Linked DNA regions of Homo sapiens: region 1 is linked to region 2. The links are chromatin contacts, found by Hi-C or POLR2A ChIA-PET in ENCODE. All regions are on one chromosome and are shown on one strand. The core of a region is the stretch at or near the end of the contact, and the rest is flanking DNA. Distances in the headings are between cores, read along the strand shown.

Region 1 (5,915 bases), core at 1,480-3,979, 6.4 Mb before region 2:
GTAACCCCCAAGTATTTATTTTCCTAATGTTTTTGTTAGTCTGACATTAAAATTAGTTTGTGTTCCCTGAGCATACAGCGATTGAGGGTGAGATGCAAATGACCTTGAAGAGTGTTTTATAGCATAAAGGTACCAACCTGAGATTGAAACGGAAATTGTTCTGTCCTTATTTCCATTTTCTATTGTTGTGTACTATTTCAAATAATTTTTGGAAAGAGGTGGAGGTATGAATAAATTCAATTTAAAAATGCTTTTGGCTGTTGATAGAACACCTATATAATTAAAAGTTGACAGCATTTTCCTGCATGCCTTTAAAAGGTCGCAGGAAATGTACTCTGCTTTGAGGAAAGGCCTAAAGTGTGTTTTCAATTATAGCAAACTAAACATTAGGAAGAGTCCTAGCAATTCAGAAAAGGTAGTGGTGTGTCTATGCAGAGTCATAATCCTGAACACCCTAGCCAAAGGTTCTGAGAGAGCAGTGGTGAAGTGTGGTGACCATTTTGTTCAGCTGTAAAGATTCTACACACTCAGAGCATTGGTCTACTTGGAAAGGATGGGCTCTAATTTATCATTAATATATTAATTTCAAGTCCAATGTCACCGACAATAGTCAAAATTATGGCAAATTGAATTTGACCTGAGTGGAAAGATAGTTATATTTCAAATTATAATGCAGGGCAACCTAACTACCAGTTTTTTAAAACCAACATTTGAGGAAGAACTGGTTTAAGGATGATGCTCCTTTTTTTTTTTTTTTTTTTTTTTTGAGATGGAGTCTCGCTCTGTCGCCAGGCTGGAGTGCAGTGGCCCGATCTCGGCTCACTGCAACCTCCGCCTCCCAGGTTCAAGCGATTCTCCTGCCTCAGTCTCCCAAGTAGCTGGGACTACAGGAGTGTGCCACTACATCCAGCTAATTTTTGTATTTTTAGTAGAGACGGGATTTCACCATGTTGGCCAGGATGGTCTCGATCTCTTGACCTCGTGATCTGCCCACTTCCGCCTCCCAAAGTGCTGGGATTACAGGGTGCTCCATTTTAAACTTGACTGCTCTCTGTTTTGGTTTTAGATTGAATTCATGCAGGTGTTTCAAACCTCGCTTTCAATAGCATTACTTGTTACTGGGAAGCTAGATCTTTTGGGGGGAGTTGGCAGGGAGGGGTTGAACGTGAGATTTCTCTATCAGTGAAAGACATCTTTTGGGAGATACAGCACTCTTTAAGCTTCACTTATAAAAGTGTGCAATATAAAGCCTTATTATTATTTTTAATAAGGCAAGTCAGAATTTAACCCCCATGGCTCTCTTTAACACCACTGAAGTTGTAAGAATTAACTCAACCTCAAAGAGGCATGAGTTATCCATGTAGGCTTATAGAGTGTCATTTTAATGTTCTATGTCTTTACTGTGCCTCCACTTTCTTTGATGAAAAGGTCTATTTAAAAATTGGTAGGAAAATATTTAACATAATAAGATGATGAGTCAGAGTTTTAAAAAAGCTAAAAAGGGAAGATGTAGTTAAATAATGCACCTTTTTATTTTCTAGCTACATGACTCATGACATATAATGTATTCTGCTAAGTTCAAAGTTTCCTCTTACAAAGAGAGTTTTATGAAACAACTCTTCTTCAGACCATTTTTATTTCAATTATAGTAGCAGGTTTTGGAGTTTAAATCATTAACAACCTCTGAGTGAACTTTTATCCAAATGACTGCAAGTCACAAAGAGAACAGTCCTCTTTCACCAAGTACCTTTTGTGCTCTAGTGAGACCCGTCCTTTTCTATTTTTCTCCTTTATGTCTCTCTTTGAAGAAAGATGTGTGATTTGTAAGGTAATGAAAGTATGTATCAGTTAATGAAAACTGCTATATTGGGCTCATAATGCACACTGGAATTGCTTCAGGGTAAACTTCATATACCTGCAGTATATAGCAGGGGAAAAAGTGAATTTCCGAAGTAAAGATTGCTGTGTGCACTCTAGGAGTATCACGTAGCAGTTAAAGCAACCATCAGGGGTGACCTAATCTTATTTTCCTCTCTTTGTCAAGTAGCTGTAATGTTCATTTAGGAGCATTTTTCAGTTTTAACTCCAGTGGACACTCCAAAACTGGGCACTTATTCTGTCAACTGTCAACCAAGTTATTGATTTCACCATATGTTGTCTTCATTTTTTTTAAATTAGTTTTTTTGGAATGTTTTTGAAGAGTGTGTGGGAGACGATAACCTCCAGATTTAAGGTGATGGGGTAGGGACAAAAGCCTGCAGAATTTCATACAGAACAAAATGTAGCTTAATAAACAAAAGAAAGTGAAGAGAGAAATTTATTTCCTTTTTAAAAGTCAGTAAAATAATGAACTAATCGTTGTTTAAAGAGTGAGAAAAACTTTTTCCCCCTAGATTTGGTGACTAGCGGGATAAATTTGAAGAACTCCATCCCACCCCCGCACGCGCGCCCCCCATTCTTTCCAGACAGAGCGGTTGTAAATCCGAGGCTGAGTCCGCCCTGGGAGCCTTGGGGCACTTTCCTCTTTGCTCTGTGTGTGTGTGTGCGTGCGTGTGTGTGTGTGTAGCTCTCGCTCTTTCCCTCAGTCTGTGCCTCTTGTGTGTGTGTGTGTGTGACAGAGAGAGAGCGAGAGAGAGAGCGCGAGAGGAGAGAGAGCGAGAAAGAGAGAGAGAGAGAGCAAGAGAGCGAGCTGTGAGCTGTGCTGCCGCCGCCGCTGCCCTTTGATCCCGACATTAGTGTTAGGGGCTCGGAGACACAGAGCGCGGCCATAGACACCGCCGCACCGGCACTCATTTATTTATACCTCCCATCACACACGCGAGCATAGGACACACACACACTCACACCTATTAGATCCGTTTCCATTGAAGAATATTACGCTCGGGGACAAGCCAGGTGCACGACCAAAAATTTAAAAAAAAAAAAAAAAGGAAAAAAGAAAGGAAAGAAAAGAAGAAAACCCCTCTTCTGGCTCCAGGAAACAAGCTTCAACCCATTGCACACACCGGAGAAGGGGTTTCCCCCTGCCCGCCCGCCCGCCCCCCAACTACCTCCCCGCTCCTGCCAGTGTCTGCCTCTCTGCCCCCACGGGGGTTTATTTGATCTCACATTAACCAAGGAGGAGAATGTGAGAAAAGGGGGAAAATGCCCAGGAGGAAGCAGGAGCAGCCCAAGCGCCTTCCCTCACGTAAGTCATCCCTTCTCCACCTCCTCTCGTGCCATTTTCTCGCCCTCCCTCTCCTCTTTCCCCTCCGCAGCCTCCTCCGTTGTTTTCTGCATTAGTTTAGGGTTACAGAGGTGAAACTGACAAAGACACAGCCCGGGTTACTCCTCGTTTAGGTCTATGCTGAGGCAGCCATGTTGGTGATGATCAGCCCCGTGCCCTTTCTATTCTCTCTCTCTTTTTCTTTCTTTCTCTCACCCCCCCCCTTTTTTTCCTTGAGATCGGGCTTTTTTTTCCCTTTCCCTCCCCTTCCCCCTCCTCACTCTGGGTTGCTGGGGGGAGGGGGCAAGAGAAGGGAGGAGGGGAGTAGTGTGGATGCCGGGGGTTTTATCGGGGGTTTGGTGGGGGGAGGTGGGAGAGGTTGGAATCTTAAAAAAAAAAAAATTCCTTGTGGATTCCGGCGCCTGAGGGTGCGGGGGTCGGGGCGCGCGGAGGGCTGGGGGCCGTGACATGGCGTTTGGGGGTGTCGGGGAGAGGGCGCGCAGCAGCCGCCGGGTACAGGATCCAGGGAGAGGTCCGTCCCTGGCTAAAGGTTGCGCCGGGGTTGGTCGGCCCCCGAGCCGCCGGCGGCAGCGGCGGCGGCGGCTGGAGCAGGAGGAGGCGGAGGTGGAGGAGGCGGCGGCGGAGGAGGGGAGTCGGGGGCGGGCGAGGCGGGAGCGGCTGGGGAGGGTGTAGGGGCACCGCACACAAACACACGGGTACACACGCGCCGCCGGGCGGCTGCTCCCGCGGCGCCGAGGCGAGGGGGCGCGCCGGGGCGCGGGGCGGCCGGGCGGGGGGCGAGGCCGGGCAGCGGCGGGCGGATGTGGGGTGCGGGAGCTGCGCCGAGGCGAAGGCAGGAGGCAGGGCGGCTCGCGGCGCGCGAGGTCCCTGCAGAGCGGAGGAGAGGGAGGAGCAGGGCTCCTGGCCGCAATAAAATGCGGGGTCAGTCGGAGCAGACGGAGCCGGGCGAGACTCGGGCTCTCAGACCCCCTCCTTGGCGAGCCTGAGCAGAGTCCAGGACTAAAGTGCATCACAGCCCTCCCCGGCGGCAGCCACACACGCCAACTGGAGACACACACCCGCCGGCACGGCCCGGTCCCCTTCCCCTCCTCCACCCGCGCCCCCGGTCCCTCTCCGCCCTCCCTCCGGCTTTTCTTTGCGCGACTCTTAACTTTTCCCCCACTCCCTCTCCAGCTCCCCCCAACCCCCCAGTCTTTCTCCGCTTTGAGTGTTTCGAGATGCTGCTAAAGCTAAAAGTGAAGGAGAAAGAAGCAACTAAAAATATCCCCCGGGGCCGCCCGGCTCCTTGAATGCAGGGAAGAGGGGGCAGGGGAGAAGGCGTGGGGCGGGGTGACGGGGAGGAGGGGACGCGGGAGGCGCCGGAGGGAGGGGTCGGGGGAGACGGAGGGTCAATTTCTCTTCTCTCCCCCCACACTACTCCCCTCTCCCGGCGGTTTGGCGCTGCTCGGAGCCCGATCCTGCAAAACCCGGGCTGGGGGCGGGAGTGGAGCCGGAGCGCCCGCCCGCCCGGGTGTCAGGCCGACGTGGTCGGTCACCTGAAGTTCACGGAGGGTGGGGGAAGGGTTAAGGTTATGGTGTCTCGGGCTCGGGCTGTGTGTGAGCTTGTGCTTTTCCGCTGCAGACAGGCAGGGCGATCGATCTCCCCCTCGCGAAATAACCGCGGCGGTGCCTGCCCAGGGGACCGGGAGGGGGGCGCGGGCTGCTCGGGCCAGGCGCCCCCGCGCCTCCGTGTCACCCGGGCCGCAGCCGAAGTGGCGAGCAAGGGCACTTGCAAGCAGTCCGCTCCGCAAACATTCCTCTTTCTTTCCCCTTCCCGGTACGCAGGAGTCGACGCAAAGGGCTTGGGTTGTGCTTTTTTCCCCTTCCTTTAAAAAAAAAAAATGCCCCTGTGCAGTCCTTTCTTCGCCTGCCCGCTAGAGGTTCTGAGGATAATATCACATATGTAATATATATGCACATAAAATCACTCGCAGGCGGCTGCGTGTGTAGGGAAATTTTGTGCGAGGAAGGAGAAGGCGGTGGAGTCGGGGAGGGCGAGTTGGGAGGCTCCGCGCTGCGATTCACAGAAAACTCGCAGCAGTTGGTGGAAGAGTGTGCGTGCACATGGCCGGACTGCCCCGCTGCCGGGCTCTTGTCGGGGGCGTGTGGGGGGAGGGAGAGGAGGCAGGAATCCTGAGGGGGTCAGGGGAGGTCTGCCGTGCTTGGACAAAATGGGCTTCAGTGTTCTCTGCGAACTTGCCCTTAGATGGCAACTTTGGGAGCTGATGAGCTTGTGTGCGAAAACAGGGCGGTGAGGTTATTTGGTCATTTTCCCTTTCTTCTCTTCTCCCCCTGCTTTAAAAAAAAAAATGTTGGCGGGGTTAGAGGGAGGGTGGGAGAGGAGAAGGGATTTATCTGTTTCGTCTGTGACGGAGATGGAACGCCTTCCCTCCTCTTGTGTGTAGTGCAGTCGGGCAGCTGCAGCGTGCCCTGCTGATGACCTTGACCCTGACCTCCTGCGACTACCCTCTCCGTCTGAGAGGAAATTCAGGCTCCATTTTAGCTCGTGTGCTTGGTGGGCCTTTCCTGCGCGTCGGTGCCTGGTGATGAAGTTATATTTTCAGAGTGGGCTCTCCTACTTTGCTGTCTGATTGAATCCTGTTAGCCACTCACTTAAAAAAATATCACCTCCCTCTTTCAGTCACATAAA
Region 2 (6,526 bases), core at 3,358-5,857:
TGCACTTCCTGTTGCTGTAATCAAATCAGGTCACCCTGAATCTGTAAGTCTTCTTCCTGACTGCACTCATGTCTATTTCCAGCAGAATGAATTTTCTCCATTTCTTTCTTTGCTCCCTGGACCTTTATTTGGTGCCCTTGATGTCCCTGCTCTTCCCAGTGCTCCACAAGCTGCAAACGCTTCCCTTTCATCCCCATCTCCTCCCCCACCCGTCTCCTCCTCGCTGCTCCTCTCCCAGCCCCTCCCTCCAGCTTCTGCAGTTGTCACTAACACAGTTAGCCACTTGATTAGTGACTCAGTGATTCAGAACCCAGGAACCTTGGTTCTCCTAAAACTTCCATGCTTCCCTCCCTAGAGTCAAGATAAAGGTTCTCCCCTCACCTGCCTGCCCAGATAGAGCCATTAACGTGAGAGGACTTGAGTATTCAGTTTGTTGGAGTTGCCCTGGCTTCTTCCCATTTCCTTTTTATGTGCCTTTTCCTGGGGCTTCTCAGGCTCTATTTACCTTTTCTCCAGAAAAGGTGGACAGAGAAGGTTTGAGCTTCGAATTTATGTAGCCCAACTCTTCATTTACAGATGGGAAAACGAAGGCCCCCCCCCCGGCCCCCGCAGAACTGAATTGCCCAGTTGCTTGGCTAGTTCTTGGTGGAACCAAAACAGACAAAGCAAAAACTCAATCAAACTGGCTAATTTGGTGGGAAAAAATCTTGTGAAGGAGTGAGCAGTGCCAAAACGAGACTTGATGATTATTTAAAAGGTCTTTCACTAATTTTATCCTTGTCATCCTGCTGGCGGTGTAAGCAAGTGATGGAAACCAGAGCCAGGCCAGCAACCATAAAGCCACCAGGGCTTCTGGAGAGGCTCTGATGCGACTTCCTACCGCTGAGGTCTCAGAGGCTCCTCCCTCCCAAATACATGGAGACCCAGAAGACTGCTTGGGCCCCTCCACTCCCTGCCAGCGGGCAGGATGAGGAGTCAGTAACAGCCAACAGTAGTGAATCCCACATAAGTTCCACATTCACTACTTGTTTCACAATTCGCTTAGCATGCATAGCAGCGAATTGACAGAATTGTTTCCCCTAAATGTAGGAAGGTGCATAAAATACAAGAAGCTTGTAAAAATATATTTATTGCAAAAGTTATATCAGTCTTGTATGTAAGCACCAGCCTTCTCCAGGGAAAGACAGGGGTGGTAGAATGAATAAAATTAACTCAGTATTTTGACTGCTTGCTGCAATGGAAGAGGGAATTATGTTTCCCAAGCTGGGTATGAAGAGAAGGAATATAGCCTTGGAGGCAATGGAAACTAAGCCAGAGCAGCTTAGAAAAGTCACCCCTCCTCCTGATTCAAGACCAAAGACAGGGAAAAAAAAGTCACTCTCAGTGTGAACATGAAAGCAAGTCTCACCCAGCCTAGATGTTGGATGTCCTGTGCGGTCCCGTTCCTCCCTGGTAGAGCTTGTTCTGTCTCACTGGGATCTGCCAAGTTAGGAGCTGAGCCACACTACTTCTGCTGCTGCTGTTGCTGCTGCACATTGTTTGTGATTAAGAGTTTTATTGATTTTCTAGCCCATGACCACATTGGTGGGGACAGAGTACGACAGGGGAAACTGGTGGAAAGCCAAGTAGAAAGAGAGTTTATGAAATCAGCTCTCAATGAAGAAAACTGTGGGAAAGAATGCGATGGAAGCAGATTTGGGGCCAGTCGATGTGGGAAAGTAGAACAACTCAAAAATGCTCTTCAGATTTGAACTGAAACAAAGCACTTTGCCAAAACATAGGAGGAGAATCCAGTCTGTGAGAAAGCCTCAGCACTGTTTATATAAAACAGAATATTCCTATCTGCAAAATCATTGCTGACAATGCTTAACCCACATTCTGTACCAGGCACTGTGTTGTGTTCTAGGACCATAAATAAGAATCAGTCCGTCTAGAGAAGGAGACTCGAAACATACACAACATGATTTGTAAAGATACAAGTGGATCTTAAGAGAGTCATAAAAACATTTTGCCCCAGCTTTGGGCCCAGAGCCAGCAGGAATGAATGGTGGGGGAAGAGGGATGGGACTGTGTCCCTGCTGCTGCCTGCCTCATGTGCAGATCTGGTGAAGGTTCTCTGTAGTTTGACCCCGCATCACTACTGACTTTGCTAGAAAGACCCTGCTCCCTTCCTGTCCCTGCCTCTTGTAGGTCCAGAGGACCCCTGCTTCACCGACGGCGGGGGCCGGGGTTGGGGGGTGCCGTAGGCAGGGTTTCAGGTGTTCTCAAGGTAGTAGGTAGAAAGGGAGCGCTTGACAGTTTGGGTGCTTAGTACAGGCTGGGAAAACCTCACAGCACCAAGGGGACAGTTGGACACTTGCAACATGATTCCTCCCCTCTCCTTCACTCCCACACGTACCCACCCACCATGAAACTGTGTCTTCTGTACGTCTTGAGAGATTTCTTCCAGCCTCCCAGCCCTGCCTCACTGCCTTTGAGTAAGAGAATAAAGTCTTTTTGCTGCTTCCTTCAGCTTTCAGCATTGTTTTTCACCCTGAAAATCAACTGGAAACTGGGGAAGACGAGTATCTGGTATGTTTTAGTGCACCAGTATAATATGCAAGGGAGGGGGTGATATGTAAAAAGGTTAAATGAGAAAAAATATCATATAATTCAAAACCAGTGAGTGACCGAGCTCAGTAAATGATGGCTTTTTAAAAATCAGATATAAAATCCTGTTTCTGTGGTTCATGTTTGAAAATGATGTAACCTAAAGTGGCTCTTTCATCTTCCACTGCACGTACACCTTCTCTGTTTAGCCTTGGACTCCCAGTATCTGCACTGGAGGACTTTAAGGAGGTCAAACCTAAGCCAAGAGACTTCAGAGAGGTATAGACTAAGCTAGAGGGTGTCTTGCTTGAGCCAAAGAACCTCAGAGTGCTCTAGCCTAAGCCCCAAGGACCTTATGTCAATGTAGACTAAGCCTCTAATCTGGAGGAATTCAGGCTGGCTGGCTGGGCTCCCAAGACACCTCTGCAGGTGAGCAGCACCAGGACTCAAGTCTCCTAACTTCTGGTCCAGGACCCTCCCCTTTCTAAAACAGTCAAAGGGGCTGAAATTCCTGGAAGTGTGTGGGGCTAATGTCCCTAGCATTGTTCTCTTTTTCATAGAGGAAAAGCTGACTTTAAGAAACAAGCCGGCAATACTTGACAAAAATATCTACCATTTAAGCACAGAGCCAAAAGCAAGGAGTAGTCTCCTGGGCGCTGGAAGTATTTTGAAATCCCCAAAGTCTCATTCATTGATCAGAAAACAAAATGGAATTACTTTTTTTTTGCTCCCTCCTCCCCTCCATGCAGTAGCTGTTCTTGGCGGGTGCCCAGAGCGGCACCCGGTAATTCCACGGTACATTGTGTACATTTACATCTGTTTAATCGGCTATTTACAGTCGCCCTTTACCGCCACCTGTAAGAGGCAGCGCCATAACGACACTAAGTGGCCGGGCCGGAAGCCGGGTGCCCAATGGTTTTCTCCACTTGAGGACGCCTGAATCTGTGAAGTGGTTGGCACTTGGAGAAACAGAGAGACAGCTGGGGACATCACACGTACAGGGCGGGAGGCGCGGGAAAGAGGCGCGCCAGACGGAGGGTCCTTCCTTCCTCGTTAGCTCCACTCGGCGGCTCCTTTTCCATTACCACAGCAGCAAGGAGGAACCTGCCGAGCCTTCGGTGCGGCTTGTTTCCTGCCTGACAGAGAGCCCGCTGCCATTTGGATTTGATGAATTTCTGAATCACCCGAGGGCCTGGCGACCCGAAGGAGGGCGGGGAGTGGGGGCGCTGGGGTGGACCCGCCATCCTGCGGAATCCGGGCCAGATAACAGCCCCCGAGCTGGGGAAATCGGCTTGCGGATGTGATGCGGGACCGCGAGGACACCTGCGCTCCCTTGCGTGTCGCACTCGTGCAGCTCCCGGTGGCGACGGGGTGATGTGGGGGCGAGGGTGAGAGGAAGTCCAGGCGCCAGAGCGTCAGAAACGCTTCCTTAGCTTCCCTGGCACTTTGGAGGTTGTCTCGAGGGAACACGGACAGTGCACGACGGACTTTCAAGTTGCTCCCGGCACAACGGGAGGTCGGGAGCTCGGAGCCCCTACGGGCGGTCCAAGTGTCCGCGAGAAGCCCGCAGCGCCCAGGACCGCGTTGAGCGCTCGGGGCGCGCCAAGCCGCACCTAAGCAAAAGAGAAACGCTGACGGGCCGGAGGCGGGTTGGCTGGGACGCGGAATACGCGCGGCCCCGGAGCGCCTTTCGTTTTAAGGAGCCTTACTTCTGGAAAGGGACAGGGAACTGTCAATCAGCGAGGGAGGGAGCGCACCGGCGCTGGGTGATGTCAGCGGATCAGCTGCTCGATAACAAAGAGAGGGTATTACAGGAGAAAGTTGCAGCAGCGGCAGCGGCCAAGGCGGCACACCGGAGCCTCCGAGGCGAGGGGCAAGTGGGCGAAGGGAGGGGGGACGACGGCTGCTGCCGCAGCAGCTGAAGGCCAAGGAATTGAAAGGGCTGTAGGGGGAGGCAGTGCGAGCCAGCCCCGACTGCTCCTCCTCTTCCTCCTCCTCCTCCAAACTCGCGAGCCCCAGAGCTCGCTCAGCCGCCGGGAGCACCCAGAGGGACGGGAGGCAGCCGCGCAGCCCCGAGCTGGGCAGTGTCCCCAGCCGCCATGGATAGCGACGACGAGATGGTGGAGGAGGCGGTGGAAGGTACAAGCATTTCTCCGGGGCCGGGGGAGGAGGCGCAGAGGGCCTGGAGCGCGGAAGGAGTGGCGGGCTGCGAACAGCGCGGCGCCGGGCCCCGCGGCCGCCACTGTCCCCTACACGGGTGGCCGGTTGCCCGGCTCGGGCGGGGGCCCGACAGCCACGGTCACGCCGCCGGGAGCGCGCACTGCGCGGCGGGGCGCAGGCCGAGAATGGGGCTCCGCCAGGCCGGGGGCGCTGGAAACGCACGGCCGCTCCATCCCGCCCGGCCACAGCCTGCATCCACCCTCGGAGTTGCGAAACCTGCCCCGCGCTCTGGCCTTTCCGCCTTTGGGCGCGGAGGGTGGGTGCACTCCGCAGGGCAGCCCCTTGAGGCCGGCGGACTCCGCGGAGCAATCCCCTAGCCCAGTTTTGGCCACCCCGATCCCCTCCCGGCCGCCAGCCCTTCCCTTCTGCTGCCTCTGCGCCCCGCGGCGGCCGCGGCCCCGTCCGGGTAGGTCCCCCGGCGCAGCGCACGGGGCCAGACCAGGCACGTGGCAGCCGCGGCCCAGGCGGCAGCTCTTCCGAAAAGATGAAATCATTGTCGGGCGACGGACAAGTCTCCCGACCCGGGACTCGAACGTGCGCCGTCCGGGAGGCGGGCAGCCCTCCCCTCAGCTGCCCCCGAGCGAACTCAGTCAGGCCTCCCCCTCCCCCTTCCTGCTTGGCTGGGATGCAGCCGCCACGCTGTGCAGGCGCGCCGCGAGTCCGCACCGAGATTGCTGGGTGACACTTAACTTTCTGAATTCCATGCCGTTGGCTGTGGGTGATATCACCGCCTCAGTGTCGTGTTTCTCCGCCCCTTCTCTTCTACCGCCCCTCCCCCGACTTTTCTCGCCACTTTGTTTTGCTGAGTTTCTCCACCTTTTTTTTTTTTTTTTTGTTAGTTCTGAAAAAACGATGTGGGGACGTTATACAATCTCGTTGTTTGTATCATAGGATGTTATGATTTTGTAACAGCGAATACTGGAAAATACTCTTTAGCGTATTTATTTGGTTCCACTCCATACAGTACGTCGTGATGTTTTTCAGTGTGGTGTGGTATGATACCAGAATGTTTTAAACTAAGCATGTGAGTAAATAATTTTTAGCTGTTGGTTGAATCTGGTTTCTGTCTGATTTGTATAAACACAAGTTCTGACGAAGGATAAAGAAAAAAAGTGGCGACACTACAAATGCATAAGGATACATGGTTATTGTTACACTAGGGAAAAATCAGTTTTAATGTTTTCATAAACATAACTCCCTTTGCAGTGCTTCTGAGATCTTAAGGGGAGATTAAGCAGACTAATATTTCTGAACTCTTGAAAAGTATCCAATGTAATGCCAATATTAAAACTTATTTCTTCATCTAACTTCGAAGCCAATTAAAGACTGTGGTTTTTGTTAAGAAAATTTTCACCATGTTGTGAACTCACAGAGCTATTTATCTCTCTAATAAATAAAGCCAATGTTGGGGCTTACTGGAGTGAGGCCCAGATACATTGATTGAGTTGATCCACAGGGAGCCTTCTGAGAAGTTAAAAGTTGTTGACTTCTTGTGCCTCCATGTTGTGAAAGATAAAGGAAAAATGATCTCAGATTGTTAGGGCTTGCTCTCTTTCTTCAACGTTTACTTTTACTTGTAAAAATTAAATACAAACCCTTAATTGCTGGTACTGTTCTCCATGTTAAACCACATCCATTCCCCTTTGAAGCTGTTTACAAACATATGTCCAGTTGTCCATAGTCCTCAGGCTCCTTTGCAGACTGTGACCAAGAGCTT

What was found. Hi-C counts contacts between places; a loop is a spot of excess contacts on that map. ChIA-PET counts read pairs that join two places held with the same protein, here RNA polymerase II (POLR2A). Pooled maps may share reads with other maps.
Region 1: a loop to region 2 is called in a map of sigmoid colon, with 14 times the contacts of the local background. The contact joins the promoter of ZNF827 here to the promoter of SETD7 in region 2. A Hi-C loop is called at or near these places in 2 of 168 maps with a recorded cell type or tissue (naive thymus-derived CD4-positive, alpha-beta T cell and sigmoid colon) and 9 of 50 pooled maps. POLR2A ChIA-PET finds 5 or more read pairs at or near these places in 1 of 52 experiments (HEK293).

Annotation. Positions count from the first base shown.
Region 1 is chr4:145,935,637-145,941,551 of GRCh38, reverse strand. It overlaps ZNF827 (zinc finger protein 827), which reads left to right and starts at 2,729. Exons shown (of 15, transcript NM_001306215.2): 1 at 2,729-3,187. The coding sequence starts at 3,145. RefSeq lists an enhancer at 3,353-3,412 and silencers at 3,787-3,856, 3,977-4,386, 4,487-5,066.
Region 2 is chr4:139,554,300-139,560,825 of GRCh38, reverse strand. It overlaps SETD7 (SET domain containing 7, histone lysine methyltransferase), which reads left to right and starts at 4,607. Exons shown (of 8, transcript NM_030648.4): 1 at 4,607-4,728. The coding sequence starts at 4,689. RefSeq lists an enhancer at 3,450-3,619 and silencers at 4,360-4,469, 4,690-4,749, 4,810-4,979, 5,110-5,299.